2 separate regions of the Homo sapiens genome follow, and region 1 is linked to region 2. Evidence: chromatin loops called from intact Hi-C (ENCODE). Cell type or tissue: HepG2. All regions are shown on one strand.

Region 1 (8,000 bases), 57 kb before region 2:
CTGGACTCTTCTGCCCGACTCATCAGAGTGCACAATCCCAAAGTCGATGGGTTTCACCTAAAACTTACTTAATACCAATTCTCCTTGCTACTATAATTACGTAATTCAAATAAATGTGACATGAGAAAATGAATTATTAGTGCCATGAAAAAGAACCAGTTTTGGAAAACTAAATGGAATGCTTTACAAAGGCTATAATAAAGGTAAAGAGCTAAAAAAAATATGCAAAATTAGACTGGGGTGAGACAACTGGAAAACCTGAAAAATGTGACTAACTCCACTTTAAAAAATTGTAGGCAGAACTGTTGATGAGGCATTATAGAAGCTCATCAGTGGAACCACGTTCAAAAAGAAGCATTGGACTTACATAAAAGGTAAGCAAAACAAACAAACAAAAAACAAAAAAAGCCTAAGGTACACTTATGTGAGTTTTTTTGTTGTTGTTGTTTTGTTTTTTTTCAGACAAAGTCTCACTCTGTCACCCAGGTTGGAGTGCAGTGGTATGATCATGGCTCTCTGCAATCTTGAACTCTTGGGCTCAAGTGACTCTCCCACTTCAGCCTCCTGAGTAGCTGGGACCACAGGCATGCACCACCACACCAAGCTAATTTTATTTTTTGTAGAGATGAGGTCTCCCTATGTTGCCCAGGCTGGTCTCAAACACCTGGGCTCAAGCAAGCCTCTCACCTCACCTCCCAAAATGCTAAGATTACAGGCATGAGCCAACACACCTGACCTCACTTATGTGTTTTCAGTAAAAATAAAATACAAGGTATGTGGTAATCATAAAAATAGCTTCCACGTTTTCAATTAATCAGCTAACTTATTGTCTCTGTGGGGGATTCCTCCTACTCTGGAGGTTTTAAAATTTAATTGAAAGTCACAAGTGGACAAAAGAAACTTCAGGAAAAGGGCTGACATTTTTCTCTTTGGTAAGGTTAGTGAAAATACAAATATATATTAGAATTTCGCTCACCATAAAAAAGGAATTTATTTTCTGAAGTGCGTGGAAGGCCACTCAGATCATCCCAAGTAACAGAGGGCTTCATAACAAGCGGCTAGGGTAACACTCCTGGAATGGCATGGTTTGGGCTCACTTGTCAATGATGGAAGAGGTTCCCCGACTGCTCCGCAGCCTCAGCTCCGGCCCCCACCCCCATCCTGTGTGCCTTGTAGGCCTGGCTGGAGCTCTGCCCCCTGAGCAGCCACAGAACCCGGCTCTTGTGTTCCCCATCGCTTGGCACGTGCTGTTCCCTCAGCCCAGTGCTCTTTCCACTCTCAAATACTCTCATCCCAGCAAATTGTTAAAATCTAAGAACAATCCCCAAGGTAGCTTCTTTGCTGAATGTTCCCTGGGGCCCAGAGGGAATTCTTCGGGTTGATAAGCCCGCACTGGGTTTTCTGCACAATTCCATTCTTGCACGTTTTTACACATCGCGATTACATGATGCTCTCTCACCTGCCACTAAACTATTTCTTTCTGAGACAGGATCTCACTCTGTTGCCCAGGCTGGAGTACAGTGGTGGGATCACAGCTCACTGCAGCCTCAACCTCTCAAGCTCAAGCTATCCTCCCACCTCAGCCTTCCAAGTAGCTGGGACTACGGGCACACACCATGATCCGGCTAATTTTTAAAAATTTTTTGTAGAGATAGGGTCTCACTATGCTGCCCAAGCTGGCCTTGCACTCCAGAGCTCAAATGATGCTCTTACTGTGGCCTCCCAAAGTGTTGGGATTACAGGTGTGGGCCTCCCAAAGTGTTGGGATTACAGGTGTGAGCCACCCATGCCTGGCCAACCTTTTTTTTTCTTTTTTTTAAGTGTTTAACCCAGTGCCTAGCTCAGAAAGTATCAGTGTTGAGTAATAAAACTAAATCGAGCACTGACAGAGACTCTTTTTGACTAAATGTTAGCCAGGCTCCTCTGAGCTCTCTTCTCAACTAGGCATTGACTTTGGCTCTATCCTGCTAAGAGAGTTTGGAGTGAATCCACACCCTTGACATGAGATCAAATTACTCATCCTCCACCTTTGCTGTCTAAGTCATTGGCCTGTTTTCAGGAAGAATCCTATTAGGTTCATTTAGCAAGACACCTCCTATCCTTGAGGTGTCCTCTTAGTAATTTTCCATCCACTGACTGTCACCTGCCCCACCCAGGTTGTTGGCTATAAATCCCAAGTTTTGTACTGTATTTCGAGTTGAGACTGATCTCTCTCCTCTTCTGTGGAATCTTGACACCTATTGCAATACTCCTGAGTAAAATCTTCTTTATCCTGCTAACCGTTGTCAGAATAACTCTTTCCTTAACAGGACATGGTGTTTTTGTTTCTGATTATAAACTTAAACGCAAGACTTAATAATACCACATTTCAGTAAAAAATTTAATGTCACACAGGTGTTTCAAAGAGCCAAAAATTCAAAGAATGAGGCATCTTTTCTAGTGACCATGCACCTGCATTTTCATTGCATACAGGGCTGTCTGCTGTCCATATTTCATGCTGTTCTCTGTTCTCACCCATTTTGAAGTGTTTCTCTTCCATTGGTTTTTGACAATACACACACACACACACACACACACACACACACACACACACACACACCCCCTCTTTTCCAGAGTTAGGAAAAGCTGTCCCTATGCATAGAATAGTGATTGTGCCTACAAACTATCAACATTAACCACAAAGACTTCAACTGAAGAATACATTTAGGAAACAAAATTGTTTGAATTGTTCCTCTCAGCACTCTACTTCCTGAGCTACGATTTCTAGGCTACGGTTTGGACTGACAGCCCATCACCAGACAATGACGGATTGTGTGGGGGAAAATATGTTTGCTGTCCTCAAATTGCCTTTACCTATGGAAAGCAACCATAGCTTTCACTGGGATGCAGGTGGCTGTGACACAGAATCACAAACCAGCTTCAGAATTCCCTCAGGGAGCAGCTCCTGGCCCCAGGAGTGGCCCCCCAGGGCTCTCCTGTAGTCTAGTCCCACCTGGTCTCTCCTGTAGTCCAGTCCCACCTGGTCTGCACACGACTCTGCTCTCCTCAGCATCTCCCTCCCAGACCTTCCTACCTCCCCAACAGGTGGCTAGAGTTAGGGGACAGACACCCTTGGGACTCAGGTACATGGCAAGCTCGGGTTGGCCAAGCCAGGCCAAACCTGACTTGAATTTCTCTAGAGCAGACCAGAAGCAGGAAACACAGGCTGTGGAAAAGCTCCGGGCCACAGCATTCAAAGCTTATACTACAAGCAGAGAGGACCCTAGATCCTGAGGCTGGCCACAGAGGGCCATGCAAACCCACAGGGCCACTGCAAGAAAAAGGGAAGGCACACACAAAGCAGGCAGGCAGGCTTTGTCGAAAGCTTGCATTTTTTTTTCTTTTTTTTTTTTTTTGAGATGGAGTCTCGTTCTCTCACCCAGGCTGGAGTGCAGTGGTGCGATCTCAGCTCACTGCAACCTCCACCTCCTGGGTTCAAGTGATTCTCCTGCCTCAGCCTCCCGAGTAGCTGGGACTACAGGCACCCGCCACCATGCCCAGCTAATTTTTCTACTTTTAGTAGAGGTGGGGTTTTGCCATATTGGCTAGGCTGGTCTCGAACTCCTGACCTCAAGTGATCTGCCCTCCTCGGCCTCTCAAAGTGCTGGGATTACAGGCATGAGCCACAGCGCGCAGCCAAAAGCTTGCATTTTATGTCCAGGGATCTTTAAATGGCTGGTTCATTACATACCCTTGCCCATAATACATTTGATTTCCAAATAAATACTAAAACCTAGATGCATATATTCACCGGTGACCACACAGCCTGGAGAAATTCCTGTTCTCCTCATGACAATAGCAAAGCGAAGCCGTTTTGTAAACACCCTTCTTTCCTCCCTCCACCAAAAGAAGCGGTTAGCACAGTACTCACTGAAGTGTGTTTTACACATTCATTTGTATATTATCCTAATATCGGAGTTATTTAGCTAGGCTCAATACACAGGGTTAGCAGCTCAAACAAAGGAAGCAGCCTGACTTGTAAAAGTGCTTATTGCACAGCACTGATGTGAAAAGCAGCCCGGGAGAAACCTAATCATTAACCCTCCGATCCAGGCCTAACCTGCACTTCCGCCTAGCACTCAAGTGACACTGACACCCTGTATTCAAGCGGCACTGAAACTGAGACTCGATGCCTGCCCAGTTCTCACTGTAACTGGAAAAAGCTTCACAAATCCTCCCCTTGGTGGATCCTGGCTTTTACAGAGCTCTGATTGCACTGATGCGTGCTGCTAGGACAGAAACACTGACTCCTCTTCCCCAGAGAGTTATGATTTTGACATCTCTCAAGCAGTTCAAGGGTTAGAACAGGCTAGGGGGTTAGGAAAAGCTGGTATCTGTTCTGGAGATTACAGTGAGCGGATGCGCCCAGCCCTCCCGGCTGCCGGCCTCGTGGTGGGGTTGCAAGCACTGATAGGGTTCTCCAGTGCTGGCACTGCCTTCAAAATGGCAAGGAGGAACGGATGAAACAAGCTGAGCCACAGAGGCAAAGCAAAGCAAAGAAAGTCAGGTGGGGCTCTCGGGAGGACAGGCAGGCCAGGCTCCAGAATTAGGGAGAGAAAACGGCTGGGGAGGCCATTCTGTGGTGGCCCCTAAGAGGGAAAAAGGCCCAAGAAAAACTAGCTCCCTGAAAGTATTCGAAGATGGATCAACCAGGCATCTCAGGCCTGAAAGGGAAGCAGAAAGTAAACTGGAATATAATTTTTGATACTAGCATGACTGGTAACATTTGTGCTATAAAAGGGAGGGCGATATCTCTTTTCTATTTTTGTGGCCTGATGCCATCTTCCTGAAGGGTGATCCCCACGGACCTTAGACTTTGTCCTTCGACAGGTCCTGGAAAGGGGCAGCTGTCTCCTCTGCAGTCCCCAATGCTAGAACATAGAATCTTTTCTACTTGGCCATCATTGTCTAAGCCCAGTCTCTTGGTGGCTCATTTCCTGTTTGGCTTTTCCCAAGAAGCTTTAGAAGAGATCCAGAAAGCACAAGAGAGGAGACAGACAACGGAGAGAAGCCGCACAGGAGAGGCAGCGCGAAAGAAGCCTTCTAATCTGTCTTCAACATCCTGCTTTGCATGGTGGTCTCTAGGCGGCAATTCCCAAGAGTTCAGGTGAGGACTCCAGGAAATGCCATCGGGGAGGATGCCAGCTGGCCTGCGGAACTTCCCAGAAAGGAAAAGCCAGGTCAGTGTTTGCTGAGCAGGTGGAGTCCACTGGTCACCTTCCCTTTGCTGGGTCTGCTTGGCTTCCAATCCCCAATCACATCTCAGGACAGAACTCACATGGGAAGGCTGAATTTGGAGAAACGGAGTCAGTTCTCAATGGCCGGATGCTCTGAGAAATGCCATGGAGCCTGAGATAAGGAACTTTGCAGGAATACTTTTCTTTTTTTCAAATCCACATCTTCAGAAAGGCAAGAGAAAAGGATGCAAGGTTTGATTTCACTAGGTTGAGGCAAGAATGGGCTCCAACAGCTTGGTTGAACTAACCAAGTCCTAAGCCTCTCGCTGATCATACCCTGGCTAGCTCCAAAGTACGTAGGTCTAGGAGATCACATCAAGACTTAACCAGTCACACGGAGAGATGACATGTCAGTTTCCTGGGGCTGGCATGACAAGTGACCACAAGCTGGGGGGCTTAAAGCAATATAAAGTTATTCTTGCAGTTCAAGAGGCCAGAAGTCCCAAATCCAGGTGCTGGCAAGGCGATGCTCCCTCTGAAGCCCGTCTGGAAGACTCTGTCCCATGCCTTCCTCTTAGTTTCTGGTGTTGCTGGCAATCTCCTTGACTTGCAGATGTTTCACTCTGATCCACCTCCACGGTCACACAGCATTTTTCCTGTGTGTCTGTGTCTTCTCTTCTTTATAAGAGACCAGCCATTGGATTAAGAGCCCACCCTTCTTGGCCGGGCGCGGCGGCTCACGCCTGTAATCCCAGCACTTTGGAGGGCCGAGGCAGGTGGATCATCTGAGGTCAGGAGTTCAATACCAGCCTGGCCAACATGGTGAAACCCTGTATCTACCAAAATACATGCAAAAAAATTAGCCAGGTGTGGTGGCGCATGCCTGTAATCCCAGCTACTCGGGAGGCTGAGGCACGAGAATCACTTGAACCTGGGAGGTGGAGGTTGCAGCGAGCTGAGATCATGCTATTGTACTCCAGCCTGAGTGACAGAGCAAGACATGGTCTCAAACAAAAAATAAAGAGCCCATCCTTCTCCAACATGCACCCACCTCAACCTGATTATATCTGCAAAGACCCTATTTCCAAATAAGGTTACAATCACAGGTGACAGGAATAAGGACTTCAGCCTATCTTTGAGGGGTTCACAATCTATCTTACAATAGACACCTTGGCTGACTCTATCCCATCTCCCTGGACCACCTCGAGATCATCCGAATTACTTTATGAATAAAACAATCCCCAGGACACCTGGGTGGGTTCTCTCCTTTCTCACAACCATGGCCCTCAGGTATCCTCCTACGTCAAAATGCAGAAAAGCTCTGACAAAGGTACCCAAATGCTTTTCAAAAAAGATGATCTGCTAACTGCAGGCCCTGGGCTTTGTAATATAAACCCCGACAAGTTTGCTAGGTGTTTCCTGCGAAATCAACTGCTAACAATTTTTATGTGTCTTCCTAGGATTTAATAAAGCCCAGCTCTGAGCTCATCATTGCTTCCAGCTTGCTCAGGAGCAGACAGCAACCTCAGTCACGAGACAATTTATGGCCCAGCTGGGAAAGAGAGAAATGCTGTGGGGAAATTCTTTCTGGTTGACAATGGTCAAAGCGATTGCTTCTCACTCAAGGAGAACTGAAGGATACTCCAGTACATTTAAAAATGAAGGGAAAACTCCCTCCTAACTGAACCAGGAGCAGTAATTTAACAAAAAGATTTCATTTCAGTTAATGGATGATTTACTGAAAATGCAAATAAATTCAGCCCTCTGCTACAATTATCACTAGAATTTCAAAATAGGGGACTCACTTTCTAATTAATCACAGATTCGAGCTAACCCCCAAAAAAGGGGCTCATCTGTGAAACACCTGATTGGCTGACCTGTGATTTTTGACACTAATTAGCATATAGATATTATTTGTTTGGACATTAAGGATTTAAGGTTACAGAACATGGCATAACACAGTATGCATGAACAAATACTAAAATTATGGTGCTCATAACGAGGAACCAATCTGATCTTAATAATAGTTTTAAAATTCACACTGATTCACACTTAATGGATTATTTTCCCTACAGATGGTTTATTACACGTGGTGGGAATAATTGCTTTTCCAATATTATGTTTGGTGGGATTAATTAGGTACTGTTTGTTTCCCCTCAAGATAATATAAACAAAACCTTGAAATGAGTAATATTCAGATTAGCAAGCAGAGAAGAAGGCATCCCAATAGGTAATGGGTGGTGAAATCGGGCACTCTCGCTCCGACACGTCTGAATAATGCATAGCTTTGGGATGCTCCAAGCTGTCATCACTTTCTGCTAAAAATGCTTCCCGCATTTCCCCTCTCATTGAGCTGATTTTCATCACAAGGGCTTCCCATGCTCGTGCCATGAGGGTTTGGTTTATGTTTTCAATATTCTAAGGTGCTAAAACATAACTAGAAAGTTAAGAAATGTATTACTGTAAAGTTGGGAAGAAGGTATAGCATGATTGAGAGGTGCTTTGTATTTCTGAGGAATATTAATCTGTTGGTTAATTATGAAAACGTGATGAAAACACATCACAGCAAACGCACCCTTCCTTGGTGTCACTGGCATAGCTCCTGCCTGGTTCTCCTCTCCTCCTTCTGTGCTCACTGCCTATCTCTCCTCTCTTTTCTCCCTCCCTCCATCAAGATGGTCCCCATGACGATGCGTCCCCACTTCTCTCATCACACATCCTACTCTCTACAATTAGGGCTCATTCTCATGACTCACTGACCCCCTATGATCCAGCCAGTATAAT
Region 2 (8,000 bases):
ATTGATATCAGGCTTTTGTCTAAAGTGCTGGCCCTAAAACATGGTTATGTGAACAGGGTGAAAGGGACACTTACTACCACATCAGTCCTCATTTTCCCAAAAGTCTTGATCAAGTGGGCATAATGGTAATCTTCCATTTGTCGTAAAATAGCTGTCATGCAAGCCACGAAGTTTCCCTGTAAATGAATCAAAAGATAGAATTAGATGAGACAGAGCAACACTCATGGGAAAAGCCGAAATCATCCCAGATTCTGGGACTTGAAACTGTCAGGGAGAAGCAACGGGGCATGGGCAGGGAGCCCTGGGTTCTGCTGCCCCTCTCTCAGGGAAGATCAGCATAAGGCATGGGTCACTTCCAACCTCAGGAATGTTTTTTGGTAGGGGGTCCTTAGAATATCAAGTTGAAAGTAGAAAGAAAAGCAAAACCCTTGAGGGGGTCTCACAATGCTGAGGACATGAGTACACAGTAACATGAATGAGAAACACTGGTGCACTCACACTCAGGGCTGTATTTTATTCTCTCTAACTATTAATACCTCAAGTGTTTCCTGATACAGGGTTGTCCAGACTGGAAAAATAAGCTTGAAATACTTTTGCATTAAATACAAGAAAATTAAAGACAGGATGGAAATCATGGGAACTTCTGTTTTGTGCTCTCTTGGAAACTTGCTGCCCTTATTATCCGGCAAAATGTGTGTGCAGCCTCTCCTCTTGGGCCATGGCAAAGAAAGGCCTCTAATTTCTCAAAATCAGCCTGTATCCCCCTGTGCCCGATGTGGAGGCAATCACCACAACTCCACAATGAGTTATGGCCCAATTCTCCTCCCCGAGAAGAAGGACAGGAGGAATGTGGGCTCATCAGAATGTCAAGTGGGAGAGCTGGGAGTTTCTCAGACCAGACGGAGCTGGGTGGAAAGGAAAAGAAGGAGGAAAAAAGAAAGCAACACAGAAAATCAAGAATGGGGAAGGTAAAGGGCCAAAGCTGAAACGTCTCTCCGGCTGTTGCAAATGGAGGCAGCCAGTATGTGTGTGGACGTGGGTGTGCACACGTTTGTTTGCGTGCCCTGAAGGGTGTTTGCTTTGGTGGCGGGTTGTGAGCTAGGCAGTTCTGTTGCCATTAACTGCAATTGCTCACTGCTAGGCTTTGTAGCTAACAACATTGTAAAGCCTTCCTTGCTTTTAAATATTGCCCCCTAAGTTAATGACATTTTAAGAAACACAGGATATATATTTTTTCCCATTAAGCCAGTACAAGTTTGGTAAAATTATAGCATGAAACACACTTTGAGACATGTCCCTATTTTTTCTCTATTAAATGAGCTCTCAAATTGCATTCTTTTACTAACTCTCCTTTTACCAGCAATATATCAGAATGCCTAAATGTCTTTTATATTAATTTGGAATACAGGCTTTACAGTGAAATGTTAAAATCCAATATTTTCTCCAATCCATTTTATACCTATAGTACACATATCTACTTCCAAATGAGTCCTCGAAGGACGCATTACTCAAATTGAACAAACACAATAATGATGATATGATATCTTCCATTTGCCCAGAAATATAAATTATTTGTGAATGATGATAATTGCTGAGATTTAGATTCCAAGTTGGTGTTCAGGGAAACAGCTAAATAATGCTTGTTTTCCATTGAGGCAATGATTAGTAAAATGGCAAAATTTGTGAACTTTTGAAACATATAAATATTTGGCATACCATTCAGCTCAAGAAAGGCTGCCTTTGTATCTTGTCTACTCCTTATGACAATGAGATGTGTCCCGTGGATAATCGTCTTAATAACAACACTGTCACTTTAATAGAATACGACCTCTTTCAATCACACACAAATTTCTCTTCCTGTGCCACTTTACAGGCAGTGAAACTGAGGCTTAGAGGTTTCACTCTCTGAAGGAGTGAATGGCAAAGCTGGGTGTGGAGGCTGTACTCTAGGACTATAAGACAGGTACTTACTGGCTGACCTCATTTCTTTACCCCTCATCCAGATGCACATTTTAACTCTTCCTCTAAGGAATCTGAAGCCACTTCTGATGACCAACACAAGGTAGAGATTCACTTTCCTCTACGCTTGCAGTCATCAGAGAAAGCTGGAAGAGGGTGAGGAAGAAGAGGCTTCGAAGTACTCTGCCCACAATTGACCCTGATGCAGTCGCTGACCCGGACTCTTCCCCTTGAGAGGAGGAGCTTTTCCCGCTGAAGAAGAGGCCTATATCAGCCTAGGTGAACCTAGTAGGTGCTGAAATCAATTTTCTGCAGGTCAAACCAGTTACACAATGGAGACTTACACATTAGAATAAATGAAATCACAAAGTCAGCTATTTATCACCAGAAGCAATGTATCAATGTGCTTAGCTTAAATGATCAGGCTGAAAGTAGAAAGAAAAGCATAATCCTTGAGGGGGTCTCAAAATGCTGAGGGTATGAGCACAGAGTAACACTAATGAGAAACATCAGTGCAGCCAGACTCAGGCCAGATGACGTGAACAGGTGACGTGGACATACTGAATTCAGGCAGCAGACTGTCACGTCATGCGGAGAAATTCATGCAAGGCAACAAATGCCAAAACCGTTGTAACACAGAAAACGAAAAACTGAAGCGAACACAGCAATTTCCATAAAACAAGTCCTGGGAGGATGTAAATGCCCCGTGGGGAAGTCTCTCTGGAAGAGCATATCAGAGAAGGCAACCACGCGGCCCCTTGTTTAACTGCGATGGGGATTAATTACAGGAGGCCCAGAAGGGCCAGAAGGATGGGCCATCTCCACAAGTTAGAGGCGGTGCTGCCGGGCACTGTGCGTGCCCTCTTTACCAAACTTAAGGAAATGTTCCAGAAGTCATGTGCATCGTTCAGTCTTTCCTTTCTTAGCGAAAGTAAGTCTTGCTTTTTCAGCTCTAAGGTGAAGCATGAACTCCATTAGGAAACGGATGATCTGCATATTAAAATTCACTGAAATGCCCCTCCCCTTCCTCCCTGCCCTTTGGGAATGGAGTCCCATCCTTGGGTTATCAGTATTTTTTTGGGCAAATACTGCAGATACCATGAAGCCTTATGGTTTCCATGAACACAGCAGAACCCTGCAGCATATCTGTGGGCTTATAAGGGTGGATAAAACGGGTATTTATGGAAGCCTTTTGAAACCAGTCATTTATTAGGAACAAAAGTGAGCGAGCTCTGTGAAAATAAAACTTTAATTCTGTGTGCTCAGAAGAAAATTACTATTCTGTGCTTTAACTGATTTATTTTAAATGCATTTGGGAGATGACTCCTAAATGAAGCTTTTATCTTCTAGACAATGGGTAGGCTAGCAGGTAGGCTGGGAGCAAAAGCCACTGTGCAGAACCATCCCTGAGCCTGAACATAGGGACTAGGCTCCAGCACCAGCAGCTGAGTAAAAATAAGTCAATAAGTAAAAATAAGACATATTCCTTATAACTTCAAAGCAATGCAAAATGGGGCCACAGAAGTCAGGATATACTTGCAGAAAATTTAAAAACCAGGACACTAAATGCCTAATAAACAACAAAAAAAAGTGAACCTCATTAGTAATCAAAGATGAAAATGATACATCATTATTTGCCTGCCAAAATAGCAAAGAAGTATTTCAATGATGATAATGTGAGCAAGGGTGCAGGGAACGAGGACTCTTGTGTGCTGTTGGTGGGAACATAAATTGCTATAACCTTTTTAAAAAGTGATTTGGAGATAGGTTTGAAAAGTCTTGAAAATAAATACTCATCTCCTAAGTAATTCTACTTCTGATAATCTACCAAAGGAAGTAATTCAAAATAGAAAATTTCATACCCAAAGATGTCCATAGCATTGCTGAAAATTCTAAACATCCACCACAAGAAACTGTGTAAATAATATGATATTTTGTAGGGTTGCAAGATAAAGTACAGGATGCCCAGTTCCATTTGAATCTCAGATAAACAAAGAAAAATAAATATGTCCCAAACGTTGCAATGAAATATTACATGAGAGATACATATACTAGAAAAAAAAAACTGTTGTTTACCTGAAGTTCAAGCTGAACTGGGGGTCCTATATTTTTATTTGGCAAGTCAAGCAATCATAACTTGTGTTATGATGAAATATTGTGCAACCATTAAATCAAGAAACATTATGCAAATATGGAATATTTTAATAGCATGAGAAAATAATTGAAGAGGAAAACTGCAGTAATTATGTATACACATTTGACCAATATAAAGAATATATAGTACAAGAAAAACAAAAAATGACTAGAAAAGATACCAGATAGTCATGAGTGGAGGGAGACTAAGCCCAGATTGTTTTTATAAAGAGAAAGTATGTTAATATTTTTAAAGGTGGTCCAGAAAGAAAAGGATCCATCTGGCAGGAGGGACAAACTCTCCCTGCCTGCCCCTGATCTAGTTCCATTTCTTAAGCTCCTGTCTTAAAAAATCTCTCTCGCAGGGCTCCCCCTGTTGGTGTGGCCTTGGCTACTGCCTGGCACTGCTCCTGGAGGGAGCCCTGGACAGAAGTCGTCCCCGCACACCCCCAGCCCTCCTGGAAGTACCTCAGTGCCCCAGTTTTAAATGTGTTTGGGCCCCCATTTCACTAGGTAGGTTGATAGGAAAAATGGAGAACAGGTAGAACTGAGCACAGGTAGAAGGAAGGGCAGGTGGAATTGAGCACAAGTAGAACTGAGGCTGGGTAGAAGGAAAGGCAGGTGGAACTGGGCACAGGTGGAAGTGAGTCTCAGTAGAAGGAAAACAGCACAGGTAGAATGGGGTGCTGGTGGTGGAGCAGGGGGACATTCAGTGACAGGCAAGTTGAATGCAGGATGTCATTGCAGGATATAAAAACAAAAGGCTAACAAAAGCACAGACTGGTGAATGGAAACTCAGGATGAGACATATCTTTTAAACAGTGCCTTTGTCAACTATGCCTAGTGGAAGGTCTAAGTATGAATTAGAAGAAAAAAATCCAAAGGGTTTTAATTCATATTCTTGAGGAGCTGTGAAGGTGTAATAAAAATGGACTTAGCCATGTGACTTGGATAGCAGGGTATAAAATTGCTCCTGGTAATTTCATCAGCCAGACAAGAGCTGTCTCAATCGACCCTGGAGCTCACACTTTGTACAAAGCACAGATTTGCTCTCTGGGACACACAACACAGGCAGAAATTTTAACGTTCTTCTAAGTTCTCTAAATTCCAAAGGATCTCTGGGCAGTTCCCAGCCTCAGAAGCTGTTGGAGCTGTAAACAGAGACACAGGAGTGACGAGTGTGGACGGTAGGTGCCCGGTTTCAATAAAAGGAGAACCCTGAAGACTGAATCCGGGATTATGCTTCATGATTTCAACTGAGGTCTTGTTACAAAGTTTAACCGTGTTTTCACTAAGGCAAGGACTTTGAAGAGGAAATCTCACTCAAATGCTTAAATTTCAAATATATTAATGAAAATAAACCCATCTTATAATCATCATAAAAAGCAATGAAAATGAATTATCCAGTAACATTTTAAAATATATTACTAAACAACAACAACAAAAAAAACATAATGGTGATGACTTCTGGATGATTTTTCTTTTGGGGCGCATTCAAGCCAAAGAATCAATACTGTAAAGCAATATTATGAAGAAGAGAATATAGGAAAAGGGAATGTAACTGAGAGTCAAGTCCTTCTTTAAAATGATTTGAAATAAATCCAAGTATGAGTGAGTTCTTAGAGCTGATAAGATAGAAGGCCAACAGAGCACAATGGCTTTCTCTTTTGTAGAGGGAAAGCCAATGGCAAAATGTTCATAGGTGGTATTTTCTGTGAGAAAATATGAAAGAGAAAAACAGGGAGTCCAAAAAACAAACAAAACCTCAAAATGTTATAAATTAGCCCCAAACTCCTGCAAAGTCTGCACAGAGCTGAAGTTTTTCAAAATATACTTAGGGGTTGCCTACATCACAAATTAGAAACTATTTAAAACATGCATTCCCAGTTCCTCACATTAAATGACAGTAAGGCACATATTAAAACTGCACAAGCCCACAAGGACCAGGGGACTCTGAGGAGATGCAACTAAAGACAAGAGAATTCTGGAAGCAGGAAAGAGGGTGATGAGTGGGTACCAACTGCCCTCAAGGCAAGAACGTGGTGACATTTAACAGGAAGTCTGTGAATCCCTGGTGCAAAACCCAAGGAAGGCCCAGAAACTGGAGGGTGCCAGGTACTCAGGAGGCTACATGTGAGATGAAAAACAACAGTGCTGATGGCTTTGAAATGTGACCCTATATCCAGTCTGCCTATGCCCAGCATGTCCAGTGAGGGGCTCTCCAACTCACTCCTGGGGAGAGGACCACATGTTTACTCTCTGGACAAGGGAGGTACCTGAAAAGCAGAAGAAAATGACAAGAACCACCTGGAAGAAACACCTGTTTAGTTTGATGTCAAACCAAACAGTATACTCCCCTCTCTCTTTTCTGCTCAGCTCCCAGCATATCAGCAAGGAGGCTTAAACTAACCCCTCCTAACCTTAGTCCCAAACCAAACCTAGAAAGAAGACCAGAAGAATCCTCTTTGGTGAAAATGACCAGCCAAAGAGAACATAAGCACTAATACTAAGCATGGAGGTTCCAAAAGTATGACAGCTCAGCCCATCCAGGCTTGCCATGCAGGAAAGCCCATGCGCCTCCATGCTCTGTGCACAAACTTGGAGACAGAGGGTCTGAGCAAGAGTACTGGGCCTTGTGAAAAAAATTCATCCAGCATTAATAAAGGAGGCCCAAACAAACAAAAACAGAACCCAGAGGAAAGGAAGAACATTTAGAAAATGTAAGAGAAGTAAAAAAACTACAATAATAATAATTATTATTGTTATTATTTTTGAGATGGAGGGTTGCTCTGTCTCCCAGGCTGGAGTGCAGTGGTGCGATCTCAGCTCACTGCAACCTCCGCTTCCTGGGTTCAAGTGATTCTCCTGCCTCAGCCTCCGGAGTAGCTGGGACTAGAGGTATGCCACGCCTGGCTAATTTTTTGTATTTTTAGTAGAGACAGGGTTTTGCCAGGTTGGCCAGGCTGATCTCGAACTCCTGATCTCAGGTGATCCACCCGCCTTGGCCTCCAGAGCATTGGGATTACAGGCGTGAGCCACCGCGCCCAGCCAAAGAACTATAATTACTATCCTCAGGTAGATATGAGATTATATTCATGATCATCATATCTTCCTTATATTCCTCCCCCAGCTTAGTGATTTTCAGGACAAGTCAAACGATTTGCCCTTATAACTATCATATTTCTCAGATTTAAAATAATAACATACTTGGAAAAATCTTGCAAAATTCTATAATCCTTGTAACATTGTTCTTTCACTTATATTTGTTGAAATAGAAATGAGATAGCTTCTCCTTGTTGCTTTGATTTTCTCACACATGTGTTTTCATATTATATAGAATTTCTTTAAAGCTACCTCAAAATCCTTTTAAGATTAAGGGGGCGGGGAGTATAAGAAAGAAAGAATAATTAAAAATATAGAAAGAACGATGTTGTAAAATGAGGACAGAGGATAGTGTGCAGTGCCGCATACATTGAATGTCAGGAGTCATCGCTGTGCCCTCAAAAAGTATGTCACGTTTTATTAATTAAATATTTGATTAAGCATAAGACATAATAAAAAGGCTGATTCAGGTATTATTGTTAAAACTGAAGCTCACCGGAAAATGGGTGTCCATTCTCATCAGTGAACTCATAAAACCTTTCCCATATAAACAACCCATGGTGAAATTGTTCCTTTTTTCATTTAAAGATGAATTCATTCCCATGATGCCTTTATTCAATATATAATTAATTTTTACTCATTTAATCTCCCAAATATTACAATTTCTTTATTTTATAAAGAACTTTAGAGTGAGGAATGTTTGTTAAAAAAAAAAAAAGCCAAAACTATATAAAACAGAAAATAACTTACACTAATGTCATCTTTTAGCTATTTGGAACTACTAACAACAAAATTAAACCTGTATC

What was found. Peaks named below come from ENCODE experiments on the same cell type or tissue, not always from the same donor. Only the 100,000 strongest peaks of a DNase experiment are listed, where the experiment ranks them.
Region 1: a loop joins it to region 2, with 6 times the contacts of the local background. A loop is called at or near these places in 2 of 110 quality-filtered maps.

Annotation. Positions count from the first base shown.
Region 1 is chr10:127,297,341-127,305,340 of GRCh38, reverse strand. All of the region lies in intron 29 of DOCK1 (dedicator of cytokinesis 1), which reads right to left. Among named protein-coding and RNA genes, the nearest start is that of INSYN2A, 100 kb to the right of the region's middle. In HepG2, no CTCF peak of the experiment used is centred here; DNase peaks (open chromatin) are centred at 2,800 and 4,100; H3K4me3 peaks cover 647 bases.
Region 2 is chr10:127,240,184-127,248,183 of GRCh38, reverse strand. It overlaps DOCK1 (dedicator of cytokinesis 1), which reads right to left. Exons shown (of 52, transcript NM_001290223.2): 28 at 75-176. Among named protein-coding and RNA genes, the nearest start is that of INSYN2A, 48 kb to the right of the region's middle. In HepG2, a CTCF peak has its summit at 4,466 (motif pointing left); a DNase peak (open chromatin) is centred at 4,453.